Regions from separate parts of the Homo sapiens genome. Here region 1 is linked to region 2. Evidence: chromatin loops called from intact Hi-C (ENCODE). Cell type or tissue: PC-3. All regions are shown on one strand.

The links. A loop is a pair of places that touch in the nucleus more often than their neighbours do. Peaks named below come from ENCODE experiments on the same cell type or tissue, not always from the same donor. Only the 100,000 strongest peaks of a DNase experiment are listed, where the experiment ranks them.
Region 1: a loop joins it to region 2, with 4 times the contacts of the local background. A loop is called at or near these places in 2 of 110 quality-filtered maps.

The regions. Positions count from the first base shown.
Region 1 is chr18:35,633,386-35,641,385 of GRCh38, forward strand. The region is part of intron 1 of GALNT1 (polypeptide N-acetylgalactosaminyltransferase 1); the gene reads left to right. Among named protein-coding and RNA genes, the nearest start is that of MIR3975, 46 kb to the left of the region's middle. In PC-3, no CTCF peak of the experiment used is centred here; no DNase peak of the experiment used is centred here; H3K27ac peaks cover 2,456 bases.
Region 2 is chr18:35,474,741-35,482,740 of GRCh38, forward strand. It overlaps INO80C (INO80 complex subunit C), which reads right to left. Exons shown (of 5, transcript NM_194281.4): 2 at 5,713-5,823; 3 at 4,560-4,671; 4 at 3,542-3,609. Among named protein-coding and RNA genes, the nearest start is that of ZNF24TR, 12 kb to the left of the region's middle. RefSeq lists an enhancer at 3,499-4,698. In PC-3, no CTCF peak of the experiment used is centred here; a DNase peak (open chromatin) is centred at 3,991; H3K4me3 peaks cover 1,074 bases; H3K27ac peaks cover 4,466 bases.

The DNA.
Region 1 (8,000 bases), 160 kb after region 2:
CCTTTGTAGGGACATGGATGAAGCTGGAAACCATCATTCTCAGCAAACTATCACAAGGACAAAAAACCAAACACCCCATGTTCTCACTCATAGGTGGGAACTGAACAATGAGAACACTTGGACACAGGAAGGGGGACATCACACACTGGGGTCTGTTGTGGGATGGGGGAGGGGGGAGGGATAGCAATTAGGAGATACACCTAATATAAGTGATGAGTTAATAGGTGCAGCACACCAACATGGCATGTGTATACATATGTAACAAACCTGCACATTGTGCATGTGTACCCTCGAACCTAAAAGTATTATAATAAAAAAAATTATGTTGATTGGACTTTATGCCTCATATACAAGCAAGAGAATGGCTTGTACTAAAATCCCAGTTTAGTAATTTGAGAAATGTAACAATAAAGCATAGTCCCAATACTAATTAATTAGTACACTCACTTCTGATTAGGGAGGTCAATCTGAAGGCTAAATAAGGACCAGTTTCAGAAATTGAAAGATACTTGTTATATAGGATTTAACCTGCTTGAACTTAACCCAGTAATCCTGTCATGTGATCTAGAAATCATTCCCAGAGCCATTGCTGAAGATACAGGATGAAAGTTTGTCTGTGAGCTTTGCTTTGCAGTGTTCCAAATGACCATTTGAGTTCTTGTTGTGTAAGTATACATGAGAAAGGCTCTCCATTGTTTATTTAATCTGAGAAGGTGCCTCTAGAAATAATACCATTTAAAATTTACCAAGTGTTTACTGTCATGTATGAGTGTGTTGTTCATTTTCTCATTTAGTTTAGTGCAATGGGGCTATAAGGAAAATATGTTTTTCTCATTTAAAGGAACAAAGAGGCTCAGGTTTTTGCAAATACAGTAACATTGCTAGGGGTCACATAACTCATAAGTGTTGCTGCAACTGAAATTTGAACTCATTTGAATTTCAGCATTTGGCTTAATAGACACTGATTTCTGTCTTAATATGCTGATTGTGTGGGGGTTCCCAAGACCCACCCGTAGGTTCAGTGATTGGCTAGAAGGACTCACATGATCCAGCATCAGTTGTACTAACAGCCAGGATTTATTACAGCACAGGAAAAAGGTGCACGGGGTGAAGTTCAGAGGCAAACAGACACAAGCTTCCAAGAGTCCTCTCCCTATGGAGTCACACAGGATGTACATAATTCTTCCAGCAATGAATCGTGACAACATGTGTGAAATGTTGTGTACTAGGGAACCTCATTAGAGAGTCAGTGCCCGAGATTTTTATTGAGTCTGGTCATGTAGGCATCTCCTGCCTAACACATACCAAAATTCCAGATTCCCGGAAGGAAAGCAGATGTTTATACAAACAATACAATGTTGTTTGTAAAGTTTAGGCACAGTGAATCACGCTTATCATTTAGGAAAAGTTTTATATCAATGTAGGGAACTGTTCACCATTAAAGTTTCCACATGCCAGCCAAGGGCCAATCTCGACAACCAAGTCCTTCTAAGGATAGCAATCTTAGGCCTGTTAACTTTTTTCCTGTACACTGATTTATTCATTTGAAGCAGTTGTGATTATTATCATTCAGCTTTTGACAAGTAATGAGAAAAGTACATATTATGGCAAACTAAATTATTTAATGGAATCTGTTTTGTGGAGGGTGGAGAGGTCCCAGTTGCCGCTGATTTTCTGGAAGGATGCACACAACATAAAGCTGTACTCATGGCTCAAGTTTATTACAGCAAAGGATACAATGCAGGAAGAAGGTAAATGGTAGAGTGGGTAGGCATAGGCTTCCAGGTCCTATCTCAGTGAGAATCACAGGGACATGCTTTTCTCTCCAGCAGTGAGTGATAGAGACACATGCAAGATGTCTCTAGCCAGAGAAGCACACAAGTGTTACAGTCCAGAGTTCTTACAGGGAGCTAGTCACATAAGCACATTCCTACCATATGACCAGCTCTGGTAACTGAAACTGGGGACCCCACACCAGACACCAGGTACACATAATAAATCTTAATGATTACTTTAAAACAATGCTGACAGCCTGGTACATCCTGACTCACTGCCTGGAGCATACACAAAAAGATCATTAACAAGTGACTGTTAACAATCCAGGAACATAGTTCTCAGAGTTTGGCTAGGGTCATTGCCGTGACTCCAGGAATCCCCTAGAGATTAGCACAACCTAAGTAAAACGGACCTGCTGTGTTAACTCGATTCATACAGTTGAAATACTGTTGGATTTGTTGAATGCAATATTTAATGCTAGATATACTCTTTAGAGTATGATATTCTAAATGTAGAAACAATAATTGATGGTAAAATAGCTGACCAATTTTGTTTCTCTGAGAAGTTTGTAGATTTTTTTTTTAATTAGGGATTTATAGATTCTTTTCTTTTAGGGTGACTTTTGGATTTCCTATTTTTGTCCACAGCTATTTGTATTATATAATGATATGTGTTATGTTAAAGAGTAATACAAAAATATTAACTTAAAGACAGTTATTTCAAAATTAACCTTCACTTTGTGAAGGTCTTCCTTGTGATTGGCTTTATAACACAATGGGATCCTTTTTTACAGAATTTGCAGAATTGTGGAAATACCAGTTTTGCAGAAAGCACATCAGCCATAGTTTTTTTTAAAAAAGAATGTCTGATTCCAGGATATGGAATCAATCTTTGCCGCTTTATTTATTGCTAGTTGAAACCTGCTTTATGTTATACAGAAACAACAAAGTGGATGGTGACAGTCCCCTGCTTAAAAATGGGACATTCTGAGTTAACATAGTTAAATAGATTCCCATATTTTTCCTTATTGCAGAACTTTACAGACCCTTTAGTAGGATAATATGCAATGTGAATCTACCAGGACAAATAGAGTATAGACTGTTTCCTCGACTTACTTGACTCTGGAATGTCTTTAGTGAAGACTGTCTCAGTTATTGGTCCTGCAATAACAGTGTTCTTTAGAACAAAATGGACCAGAGGGAAAGACTGTCTTAAGGACAGGGAAAGGCCATTAGAGGGTTTTAGGTCAAAGAGAGACAGAAACAAAACAACTGTAGAAAAAACTTACTTTAAACAAACAAAACCTTGTATCATATGCTGCTTTCTCATAAAACCTGTTCAGAAACTTCCCTATCTTGATGTTTCTTTGCCTGTCAGGTTTCCTTAATTGATATTTCTCTTTGGAATGTGAATGGCATGTCTCTTAGATTGGTGTTTAACAGTGTGATTAGATGTGGGTCGTTACATTCATGCTTGTACCACCTACAGTACCTGACACAGTATCAAGAACATCATTGGACAAAATAAATATCCAGAGAGCATGAAATGAGTTGTGACTCAAAAATACAGGCATGTCCATGTTATTGTACTTTGTTTTATTGTACTTCACAGATACTACTTTGTTTTTTTTTTTTTTTTTTTTTTTTTCAACAAATGGAAAGTTTGTGGCAACCCTACACTGAAAAAGTCCATAGGCACCATTTTTCCAACAGCATCTGCTCACTTTGTGTCTTTATGTCACATTTTGGTAATTCTTAGAGTATTTCAGAGGTTTTCATTATTATATCTGTTGTGGTGATTTTTGATTAGTGATCTTTGTTGTTATTATTGTAATCATTTTGAGGTACCACAAACTTGTGCCCATACAAGACGGCAAGTTTAATCAATAAATGTCTTTTCTGACTGCTCCGCCGACCAGCCGTTTCCCTGTCTCTCTCCCTCTCCTCGGGTATCCCTGTTCCCCAAGATACAACACATACACCACCACACTCTGCTAAGCAACAGTATTGAAAGGATGCAAATTAATAACCCTACAGTGGCCTCTAAGCATTCAAGTGAAAGGAAGAGTCATGTGTCTCTCACTTAAAAGCTAGAAAAGATAACGCTTAGTGAGGAAGGCATGTCGAAAGCAGAGATGGGCCAAAAGCTGGGCTTCTTGCGCCATATAACTTGAAAAGTTCTGAATGGCAAGGAAGAGTTCTTGAAGGAAGCTACTCCAGTGAACACACAAATGATAAGAAAGCAGAACAGCTTTATTGCTGACAAGACAGTTTTAGTAGTCTGCATAGATCAAACCAACCACAACGTTCCCTTAAGTCCAGCCTAATCAAGAGCAGGGCCCTAACTCGTCAATGCTATGAAGGCTGAGAGAGGTGAGGAAGCTGCAGAAGAAAAGTTTGAAGCTAGCAGAGATTGGTTCAGGAGGTTTAAGGAAACAAGCCATCTCCACAATGTAAAAACAAGTGTTGTTGTAGAAGCTGCAGCAAGTTATCCAGAGGATCTAGCTAAGACCGTTGATGAAGGTGGCTACACTAAAAAACAGATTTGCAATGCAGACAAAACAGCCTTCTATTGGAAGAAGATGCCATCTAAGACTTTCATAGGTAGAGAGAAGTCAGTGCCTGACTTTAAAGCGTCAAAGAACAGACTGACTTTGTTAGTAGGTGATAGTGCAGCTAGTAACTTTAAGTTGAAGCCAATGTTCAGTTACCATTCTGAAAATTCTAGGACCCTTAAGAATTACACTAAATCTATTCTGCCTCTGCTCTATACATGGAACAACAAAGGCTGGATGACAGCATATCTGTTTACAACATGGTTTATTGAATAATTTAATTCCACTGTTGAGACTTGCTGCTTAATAAAAAAGATTCCTTTCAAAATATTACTTTTCATTGAGAATGCACCTGGTTACCCAAGAGCTGTGATGGAGGTGTGTGATGAGAATAATGTTTTCATGCCTGCAAATGCAACATTTATTCTGCAGCCCATGAATCAAAGAGTAATTTTGACTGTCAAGTCTTATTTAAGAAATACATTTCATAAGGCCATAGTTGCTGGGTCTGACCCACAGACCCCGACCAAGCGATGGATGAACGGATGCACTCAGACACAGGTATCCAGTGAGAGTGGGCTAGGAGACTCGGCTGCTCATGTACCCCAAGGAGGGTGTTGTAAAGAGTTGTAGCAGCTGTGGCCCTGACAAGCTGGTGCTGCAGGCATTTATTTATACAGATTTAATGACAAAGGCCTTGAGTCAACACACTTTTGGGTAATTAACATGGTGCTTCCCCCCTTCCCCACCCCACACACACACACAGCCCCAGCAGTCCTGCACTCAGATGATTAAAGGCCAGGTTCTACTAAGTAAACTAAGTTATCTAGATCAGTTTCTTTACATCTCCTTGTTATCTAACCTAAGCGTTCAGGCACAGGGTGAGAGAATCTGGCTGCCTTCAGCCAAATCCTTTTCTGAAGCTTTTGTAAAATCTCCCGGCCTTCCAAGAAGGTTTGCATCTTTCTACAATTTTTCCCACCACAGTGACCAATCTCCTACACATAGCTCCCATAGACAGTGATTCCTTTGGTGGATCTGAGCAAAGTAACAGAGTTTCACCATTCTAGATGCCATTAAGAACATTTCTGATTCATGGGAGGAGGTCAAAACATTGACAGGAGTTTGGAAGAAGCTGAGTTCAACTGCAGATGTGGTAGCAATAGCAAGAGAACTAGAATTAGAAGTGGAGCCTGAAGATATGGCTGAATTGCTGCAATCTTAAGATAAAACTTGAATGGATGAGTAGTTACTTCTTATGGATGGGGAAAGAAAATAGTTTCTTGAGACAGACTCTGCTCCTTGTGAGGATGCTATGAACACAGTTGAAATGACAACAAAAAATTTAGAATAATCCATAAACCTAGTTGATAAAGCAGTGGCAAGGGGTTTGAGAGGATTGGCTTCAATTTCGAAAAAAGTTCTACTCTGGGTAAGATGCCATCAAACAGCATTGCATGCTGTAGAGAAATCTTTCATGAAAGGAAGAGTTGATGTGGCAAACTTCATTTTTGTCTTATTTTAAGAAATTGCGACAGCCACTCCAGCAGCCACCACCCTGAACGATCAGCAGCCATCAACACTAAGGCAAGACCCTCCACCAGCAAAAAAATTACGATTCGCTGAAGGCAAAGATGATTGGTAGAATTTTTTAGCAGTAAAATTTTTAAATTAAGGTATATACATTACTTTTAAAGACAATGCTGTTGCGTACACACTGCTGTATAGTATCAACATAACTTTTATTTGTACTGGGAATCCAAAATATTTATGACTCATTTTACTGAATATTTGCTTTATTTTGGTAGTCAGGAACCACACCTGCAGTATCTCTGAGGTATGCCTGTAGCGAAACTTCATTTTTTTAAAGAACAACAATATAGTAGACATAAAAGTTAGGTGCTATGCATTTATTTTAGTAATGATATCATTTTGAGAAACATTTTTGGAATTTTATTTTAGACTTCTCTTGAGTTTGGCTTTTTTTCCCATTAACATTAACTTATTTTTTGTGATCTTTATGCTTGTTTGATTTGTAGAATTGTTCCACCATAAATATTTAAATACTTTTAACTACTAGATTTCTTTTTTCTTTTGTCAGACGAAGTCTCACTTTTGTCCCCCAGGGTGGAGTGCAGTGGTGCGATCTCAGCTCACTGCAACCTCCACCTCCCGGGTTCAAGCAATTCTCCTGCCTCAGCCTCCCGAGTAGCTGGGATTACAGGTGCCTGCCACCACAGCCGGCTAATTTTTGTATTTTAAGTAGAGACAGGGTTTCACCATGTTGGCCAGGCTGGTCTCAAAACTCCTGACCTCAGGTGATCCCCCCACCTTGGCCTCCCAAAGTGCTAGGATTACAGGTGTGAGCCACCATGTCCAGCCTTAACTACTAGATTTCTTTTGCAGTATTTGGAATATTATTTTAAGTAATTAAATGATCAATCATAGCTACTACATTCTTTTTTTGCCTTATTAAAACCTACCCTTTAAGATCAGGAATAAAACAAGGATGCCTGTTGTTACCTTCCTTTTTCAATATGTTATTAATACTAGAAATCTTCGCAAGGTAGCTGAATTTAAAATCAACAAATAAAAATACAGGTGCATTTTTGTAAATCAGCAATAAAATACCATTTCAGGTAGGAAAAAATTAAAGTAACAAGTATTTTCTAACAAAATTGTGTTAAACCTTTAAAAGAAAATTATAAAATTTTATTGGAAGATGTTAGGAAAGGTCTAAATAAATGGAGAGAGAATATTTTTATAGATTTAAAGATGCTTTTGGAAAGATAGCAGATCTCTCCAGTTATTTATAGATTTATTTCAATCTAGTCAGAATCATGACAACTTTTATTTTTGGGTTAAAAAGTTGATTCTAAAATTTTTGAGGAAGACTTAACAGGTCAGGAGTAGCCAAGACACTCCTCTAAAGAAGTTGTGATAGGTGAGAAGACTTGTTTTACCATATATGAAGAATTAGTATAAAGCTGTAAAAGTTAAGACAACAGTATGGTATAGGGAGAGATAGATCAATAGAAGAGAATATGGAAACCCAGAAACTTGGCTTGTGACAAAGTTGGTATTACACTCCTTTAGAGAGAGCTTTCCATAAATAGTTCTTGGACAGCTGGTTATCCACATAGGAGGGAATGACATTGAATCCCTGCTTAAATGGGAAAAGCAAACCTTTAACATTTTTAGATATTAAAACATTATAATGATTTCTAGATAGAGAAGATTTTCTTAAAACATAGAAAATATGAACCGTAAAAGATGCTACTTTTTTTGTTTTAGAGATGGGGGTCTTGCTATGTTGCCTAAGTTGGTCTTGAACTTCTGGCCTCAAGCAATCCTCCCACCTTGGCTTCCCAAAGTATTGGGACTATAGGCATTAGCCACCATACCCAGACAAAGATACTTCTTTTTTATTAAGAACATTGGGAAAAGGGCTTGGGATGGTGGCTCATACCTGTAATCCCAGCACTTTGGGAGGCTGAGGTGGGAGGATTGCCTGAGCCCAGGAGTATGAGACCAGCCTGGCCAATATGGTGAAACCCTCTCTTTGCAAAAAAAATACAAAAATTAGGCGGGCATGATGGCGTGTGCCTGTAGTCCTAGCTCGGAGGCTGAAGTGGGAAGGATTCATTGAGCCCAGGAGGTTGAGGCTTCA
Region 2 (8,000 bases):
AATAATCAAATAGAAAAGCCAGAAATTAAAAACACAATTAGAGAGATAAACGATGCTTCCAATAGGCTCATTGGTATACTCTATACAGTGAGTAAAGAACTTGAAGACACATCAGTAGATACCATCCAAACTGAACCGCAACGAAATAAGAGTTTTTAAAAGCAAACAAACCAGAACAGAGCATCCAAGAGTTTTGGGACACTATCAAATAGTTTAACATGTGTGTAACTGGAATCCTAGAAGAAGGGAAAAAGACAAGGCAAAAGAAATATTTGAAGAAATAATAGCCAAGAATTTTCCAAAATTCTTGACAGATACCAAACCACAAATCCAAAACCTCAGAGAACATCAAGAATACATACCAGAAAAATAATACCCTGAGTCATATTCAATACCCAGTCATATTCAAACTGCTGAAAACAAAAGACGAAGAGAAGATCTTGAAGGCAGTCAAACAAGAAACATTACATAGAGATGAACAAAGGTAAGAATTATATCAAACTTCTCATCAGAAACCATGGAAGCAAAAAGACAACATTTAACCACTGACATCTTAAAAGTGATGAAAGAAAAAACTGTCAGCCCAGACTTGAAAATGTCATTCAAAAATACTCATTGAAAATATCATTCAAAAAGGAAGAACAAGGCTGGGTGCAGTGGCTCACGCCTGTAATCCCAGCACTTTGGGAGACCAAGACAGGATGATCACTTGAGCCCAGGAATTTGAGACCAGGCCCGGGCAACAGGGTGAAATCCCATCTCTACAAAAAACACAAAAAATTAGCCAGGCATGGTGGCACACACCTGTAGCCCCAGTTACTTGGGAGGCTGAGGTAGATGCATCACCTGAGCCTGGGAGGTCAAGACGGCTGCAGTGAGCCAAGATGGCATCACTGCACTCCAGCCTGGGCAACAGAGTAAGACCCTGTCTTAAAAAAAAAAAAATGAAGAAGAAATAAAGGCTCTTTGACAAAACAAAAAAAGAAAGGACTTCGTTAGTAGCAAATCTACTTTATAAGAAAAGCACAGTAAATTGTTCCAGTAGAAAGAATATGACATCAGATTGCAACTTGGAAATAGACAACAAAATGAAAAAAGGTGGAAACAGAATGAAATGAAGATAAAAGAAAGTTCTTTTTTTTCTTATTTTTATTTCTCTAAAAGGTAACTGTCTAAAGCACAAATTAACAGCCATACATTTTGTTTGTAGCATATGTAAAAGTAAACTATATGACAACAAAGAATGAGAGAGTGGAATTAGAAATTCACTACTAGAAGTCCCTCACATTATGCACAAAGTGGCAAAATATTTGAAAATAGATTCAGGTTATTTAAAATGTATATTGTAAACATGAAAGTAACCATTCATAATTTGTAAAAGAGGTGTAAATAATAAGGAAACAAACAGAATTTTAAAATGTTCAATTAACCCCAGTTTTATCATGAGAAAACATCAGAGGAATTCCAGTAGTGGAGGATTCTACTAAATACCTGACTAGTGCTCCTTAAAACTGTTAAGGTCATTAAAAACAAGGACAACCTGAGAAACTGGCAGAGCCAAGAGGAGTCTAACGAGACAGGATGACTAAATTTGATATAGTTTTAGGTAAAAACTAAGGAAATGTGAATAAATTATAGACTTTAGTTAATAATAATATATAACTATTGGTTCATTAATTGTAACAAATATACCATAGATGTTAATAACAGCAGAAACTGAGTTTGGGTTATATGGGCACTTTCTATACTATTGTCTCCGTTTTTCATAAATCTAGAACTGTTCTGAAAAATATAGTCTATTAAAAAACGCTCAATAAATCCAGAGAAGGCAGAAAAAGGGAAATAAGCAACACAAATGGAACAAATAACAACTAGTGAGATGGTAGATTTAAATACAACCATATCAACAATCACTTTAAAGATGAATAGCCTAAGGACAACAGTTCTTAGATTGATAGACTGGATAAAAAGCAAGATCCACTGGGTGCAGAGGCTCACGTCTTTAATCCCAGCACTTTGAGAGGCTGATGTTGGGAGATCACTTGAGCCAAGGAGTTCAAGGCTTCAGTGAGTTATGATCACACCACTCCATTCTAGCCTGGGTAAAAGAGCAAGACTCTACCTCCAAAAGAAAAAGAAAAAGAAAGACCCAACAACTCAACAATATGCTTTCAACAAGAATCCACTTTAAATATATAGATAGTTTAAAAGTGAAAAGATAGGCCAGGTATGGTGGCTCATACCTGTAATCCCAGCACTTTGGGAGGCCAAGGCAGGAGGATCACTTGAGGTCAGGAGTTCAAGACCAGCCTGGCCAACATGGCAAAACCTCATCTCTACTAAAAATACAAAAATTAGCCAGGCATGGTGGCGTGTGCCTGTAGTCCCAGCTACTCAGGAGGCTGAGGCAGGATAATCGCTTGAACCCAGGAGGTAGAGGCTGGAGTGAGCCAAGAGCGTGCCACTGCACTCCAGCCTGGGCAACACAGTGAGACTCTGTCTCAAAAAAAAGTGAAAAGATCAAGAAAGATATACCATCCACACATGAACGAAAGAAAGCTGGGGTAACGATATTAATTTCAGACAAAGTAGACTTCAGAACAATGAATATTATCAGGGACAAACAGGGATATTACATAATAATAACAAAGGAGGCAATTCTCCTCCGTACATAATTAATTTGGTCAATTTGTTAGATAAGTTGGAGTCATATTTTCATTAAAATGTAAAGTACTTAAATTATTTTTCCAAATTTATGAGATGAAAAAGGATTAAGACCCTGACATGCAAGAGCTAATTAAAAGAATCTCTAAGTTCATCCATTTGTTTAAGAAAACAAAACAAAACAAAACAAAACAAAACAAAAAAAGATGAATCTTAGGTTCCACCTTCTGCAAATAAGGAAATGGGGGTGTTCTGAGGTTCCTGAGCTTTAGCAACTTGCCCACTTCCCACTATTTCAGCTCTGCTGGCAGTTTCTGAATTGTGTTCCCCAGAAGCACTTGAGCAGTCACTGTGGTGGGGAGTGGGGAGGAAGATAGGCGGCCAGATCCACATGGGACCACAGCAGAAAGGTGGGCTCCAGGCTGTTATATATTGGATTCTGTAAAAGATTTCATTTGGAAAAGGGGTTCTGATGCTTAAAAATAAGTTTGAATGTCACAACCTTTGCCAAAGCACCTGTTTAGAGAAGTTTAAACATGGTTTTGTAAATACAATCATCATCTAAAATGCAGGTTTTTAAAACTTCAGCAGTAAAAAAAGAAATACATAGTTGTTTCTTTCATGTTATCTCATATAGTTAACTAGCAGAGGTAAAGAAGAGAAGCTGGAGTCTCCTGCTTTCTGGTTCAATCCTCCCTGCAGGCTGCCCCCACAGATGCCTGTTTGCAGCAATGAACACACTGCACAAACCTATCACCTATCACTGTAGACAGGCTCCAGGCAGGACCAGCCATGATCAATATTCAACACTTGTCTAATTAGACATTACTGTGAAATCTTTTCCATTTAATGTTATAAGAGATATAATCATACTCACAAGCAGACCTGAAACATCAGAATACTTCTTAGCTGGCTTAAAGGATGGAGGAGCATCAATACTGAAGTCTGGGAAAAAAAAAAAAAAAAGATAACTAAACTGAACTGAAAACATTCAAATCCCTTCTCTTTTTTTTTCTAAAATAGTATTTGATAATATTCCTGAAAATTTCCTTTGTGATTAAGTAGTCACAGAAGTCTCTGGAGATTAACTAGAGAAGTAGGGGAGGATTCTCAGAAACAAGACAGTATGTCACAGGCCAAGTGCAGGCTCCAGATCTAGCCCTGCCCTGTCACCAGGGACCCTCTATTCCCACAGAACCACCGGAAAGCTCATCTGCCCACCAGCTATTTTCACGATCTCACACTACATGGGCTGATGGTGATGAAATGCCAAATGAGCCAATAACTGGATCTGAGCACCCTGACACCCTCATGTCCACACCCAGACGAATGAATGACTAGCTCACTTGTCACCCATGTGAGTCACCCCCATGAAAGAAGTACAGTGGAGTAGGAGATGGTGAGAACTTTGAACTTGTACTTTCCAGTGAAGCTGAACAGAACATATAACAGTGTTTTACATAAATCTGGACACACTGCAGCATGAAGTATTTACTAAACACTGGCTCACAAAGTATAAAAGAGCTGGCCTTTAAGCTGGTTGTCAGGAACCCTCCTAAATCTGGTATTATACTTGGGCTACCTTGTTTTTGGAAACACATTTTAAGAGTAGACTTTTGAATAAGAAGTTTGTCTAGTAGAAACACCAATATTATCATATTGGGACCTATGACCCTAAAAACCACACATCCATGACAACACAAACAAATAGGCTCAATACAGATACAGTTATGAGAAAATACACACATAATCTGCCCAGACTGATGCCACTATAAAATTCTCAAGCTAAAAATTATTTCCTACAATGATGCAAACACAATACAATAATGTAGGTTGTTATAAGACAGTTCCTACTCTGAACATTACAAACACATGGAAGGCTCTAGACAGCTCACAGTTAGGATCGTTCAGTTGCCACGGCAATGCCCTTTCAGAAGCGAGGATTTGTTTCAGGTTCTTCCAGGTTCTGTTCTTCTTGCCAGCTACTGCGCCACCGTGGCCAGAGTGCTTGAATTGAAGGCATGGATTAGAAGAAACAAAAACCAATGGAGACTACCATTTCGACATCTGACATTTATGCCTAATCATAACTGTAATATACCTCTCATCTGTCAACAATCATTAAGACCCCTGAGACTTTTTTTAAAAGGTATTTCACTGTACACATTAACATGTTAATCTTAGTTTAAAAAAGAAGTTTTCAGATTGTCAAAACCCTTGAGTTAGTTTGTGCTGGAGTAGAAATAAAAGGCTACTTCTTTATATGCACGTAAAAAAAAAAGCCTTTATTGGGTCTAACTTTGTAGAATTCATTCATGAATTTCTTCATACTTTAAGATAAATTTACTACAAAGTCAGATTTAAATCCAGGACTGCATCTCTCAACTCCCTTCTCGGGGCAAGTCTCTGCCATGTAAACTGGGGATCCTGGAAAAGTTGAGAAAGCCCCAGTTGCAGTATGGGTACTCTTCTAGGTACCTCTTTTTTTTTTTTTTTATCCTACAAAGATGACACAATAAAATGGAAAAGAATACCAAAATCTGTTGCAAACACTGGTAATATTGTATTTCCAAAACTAATTCATTAAAAAAAAATTTAACAGTATAATCTGAACTGCTGCAGTTTATTACCAGTCTCAAGAATGAAAGGAAGAATACCCTGTGTTCTACTCCACAGCACAACAGCTTGGATTTACCTTATGAAACTAATGAGGAAGTACTTCTCATTTAGCTAAATATTTCAAGCTTTGTCTAAGATTGTAAGACCAATGAAAAGGTTAGGGGAACAATCATCATGGAAATGTCCCACCCTCCAAACAGTATCCTTTAATGAATCCACAAAGGACACCCAAATCCTTGGGATATGGCACATTAAAAGATCAACAGAAAGAACCCTTCTCTTGTCCCCATCTTGCCCATAGGGGAGAAGGAGGTAACTGAGACTGAGGGAGGAGAGAATGCCAGTGCCACCCTGGCTACAGGCCCAGCAAGATCAGAGGCTGAGGTGTGGCATTTGGATGTTTATTCAGCTAATACCTTCGATGCTTACCACAAAGTTGGGATCCTTAAATGGCAAAGGTTTGGCAGCTTTTTCCACAGGTCCTGTGCTAAACTCAGAGGGCACCATTTTATTCTCACTCATGGCTTCCATGCTGATACCCTTAAAACATAATAAAAATAGTTTGAAGAAGTCAGTTTCTTTCAGCTGAGTTCCCCACCTCTGCTCTCAACAGGGCATACGATGATGCCACAGGGCATGCAAGGGAAGACAGTATGCCCAGAGCTCCAGCAGGCAGCCTGCCCTAGGGGAGGGCACACCACACGGGGAGTAGCACCTGCTGTGCAGAAGCCACAGGAGAAACAGGCCAGGACCTCCAACTGCTATGTTTCCCGGGTACCCTAAGTGCCAAGCACAGGGATGGCTGTCCTACGCAAGTTAGCTCATTTAATTCTGACAACCACTCCACAGTAGGTGCTATTATCCCCAGCATACAGAAAAGAAAACTGAGGCCCAGGGGAACAGGTTCAAGGTCACATAGTGATTGAGTTTTGGATTCAAACCTAGGTTGGGCCAGTTCTAAAGCCCTCATAATCTCCATGACACCACACAGTTCTGACTTCCACTGATCTTATGAACTCTGTCTTAAAATATTAAGACAACAAAGGTCCAGCCCCTTTAAGGGTCTAGTTGGCCAGAGAACCCAGACTGGAGCTGGTATGCTTAAGTGGCACAACAGGACATGGGCATTCCAAGGAAGGAAAACGGAAAAAAAGCTGGAGGGCCACAGGTCAGCTGGCAGCAGCCAGAGAGTGCCCTGACAAGAACGCTAATATGGTTTAAAGCAAAAAACCTTTAAGCTAACAATCACAAAGAAAAAACAAGCCAAAGTAAGAAACCACTTCTGATCTGTAATACAATTTCCCATCTTGCCAGGCTTCAATTAACTTTTAAAAAATTGAGATGTGATTTACATACAGTGAAATACACAGATCTTAAATGTAGTTGTCATGAGTTTTGCCAAAAGTTTACACTAGTACAATTCCTATCCTTGTCAATACCTTCCAGTCCCAACGGCAACCGCTGTTCTAATTTCTACCACATTACTTCTGCCTGTTGGAGAACTTCGTATAAACAGCATTTAACAGCATGTACTCTAGTGTCTGGATTCTTTTGCTCAGCATAAAGTTTCTGAGATGTGGCCAGGCATGGTGGCTCACACCTGTAATCCTAGCACTTTGGGAGGCTGAGGTGGTTGGATCACTTGAGGTCAGGAGTTCAAGACCAGCCTGGCCAACATGGTGAAACTCCACCTCTACTAAAAATACAAAAATTAGCCACGCATGGTGATGTGTGCCTGTAGACCCAGCTACTCGGGAGGCTGAGGCAGGAAAATCACTTGAACCTGGGAGGCGGAGGCTGCAGTGAGCCGAGATCATGCCACTGCACTCCAGCCTGGGCAACAGCGAGACTCTACTCCGTCTCAAAAACAAAGAAAAGTTTCTGAGATGTATCCATGTTGTTGCGTGGATCAGTCTGTTTCAGTGTATTTGCACACTACTCAACACAATAGTATTCCACGGTAAGGAGGCACCCCAATTTGTTTATTCATTTTCGTGTTCGTGGACGTTCGGTTCATTATCAGTCTTCAGCTATTACAAATAAAGCCTCTGTGATGTTTTCATTTCTCTTGGGCAAATACCTAGGAGTGGAATGGTTGGGTTATAGGGTAAGTGTATGTTTAACTTTACAAGTCACTGCCAAATCATGTTCCAAAGGTTGCATGCACCCTTCAAAAAAAGAGTTAAGGCTAAAAGTCATCATGTTGTCATGTGGAATGTGGAAGACACTACATGATTAACTAAATCACAGCTTATCTACTCTCAGCTGGAATTTTAGCAACTTATTCTGGTTCCCTCATGCTGATAAGGAGCTCAACTTACTTAGTAAGTGAAAATCTTACTTATCTTAGTAAGAGAGTATGGTGGAATATGAATATATCTACATTCATTCATGTTGGGGGAAGAGGAGTGGAGAAGACAAGAACCACTCACATTGCTGCAATAGTTCTTTGGGTGCTCTCTCCTCAAACACCTTCTCTGACCCCTCTCCAGGTCTCTCCACCTGAGCCGGGGTTCCAGCCAAGGCCCTGTGCTCCCTCTCCTCTGTGGCCGCCACCTTCTGTCTGGATTCCCCTTCACCTCATCCTCTCCACTTCTAAGGTCTTTCTTAGCTTTTCTTCCCTCCAAGCTCAGTGCAAATGTCAACTTTAAGAACTGAGAGGCTGCCCATTCCTCATCCTTTTCCTACCATCTGTACCCACAGTGATCTATCTCTTC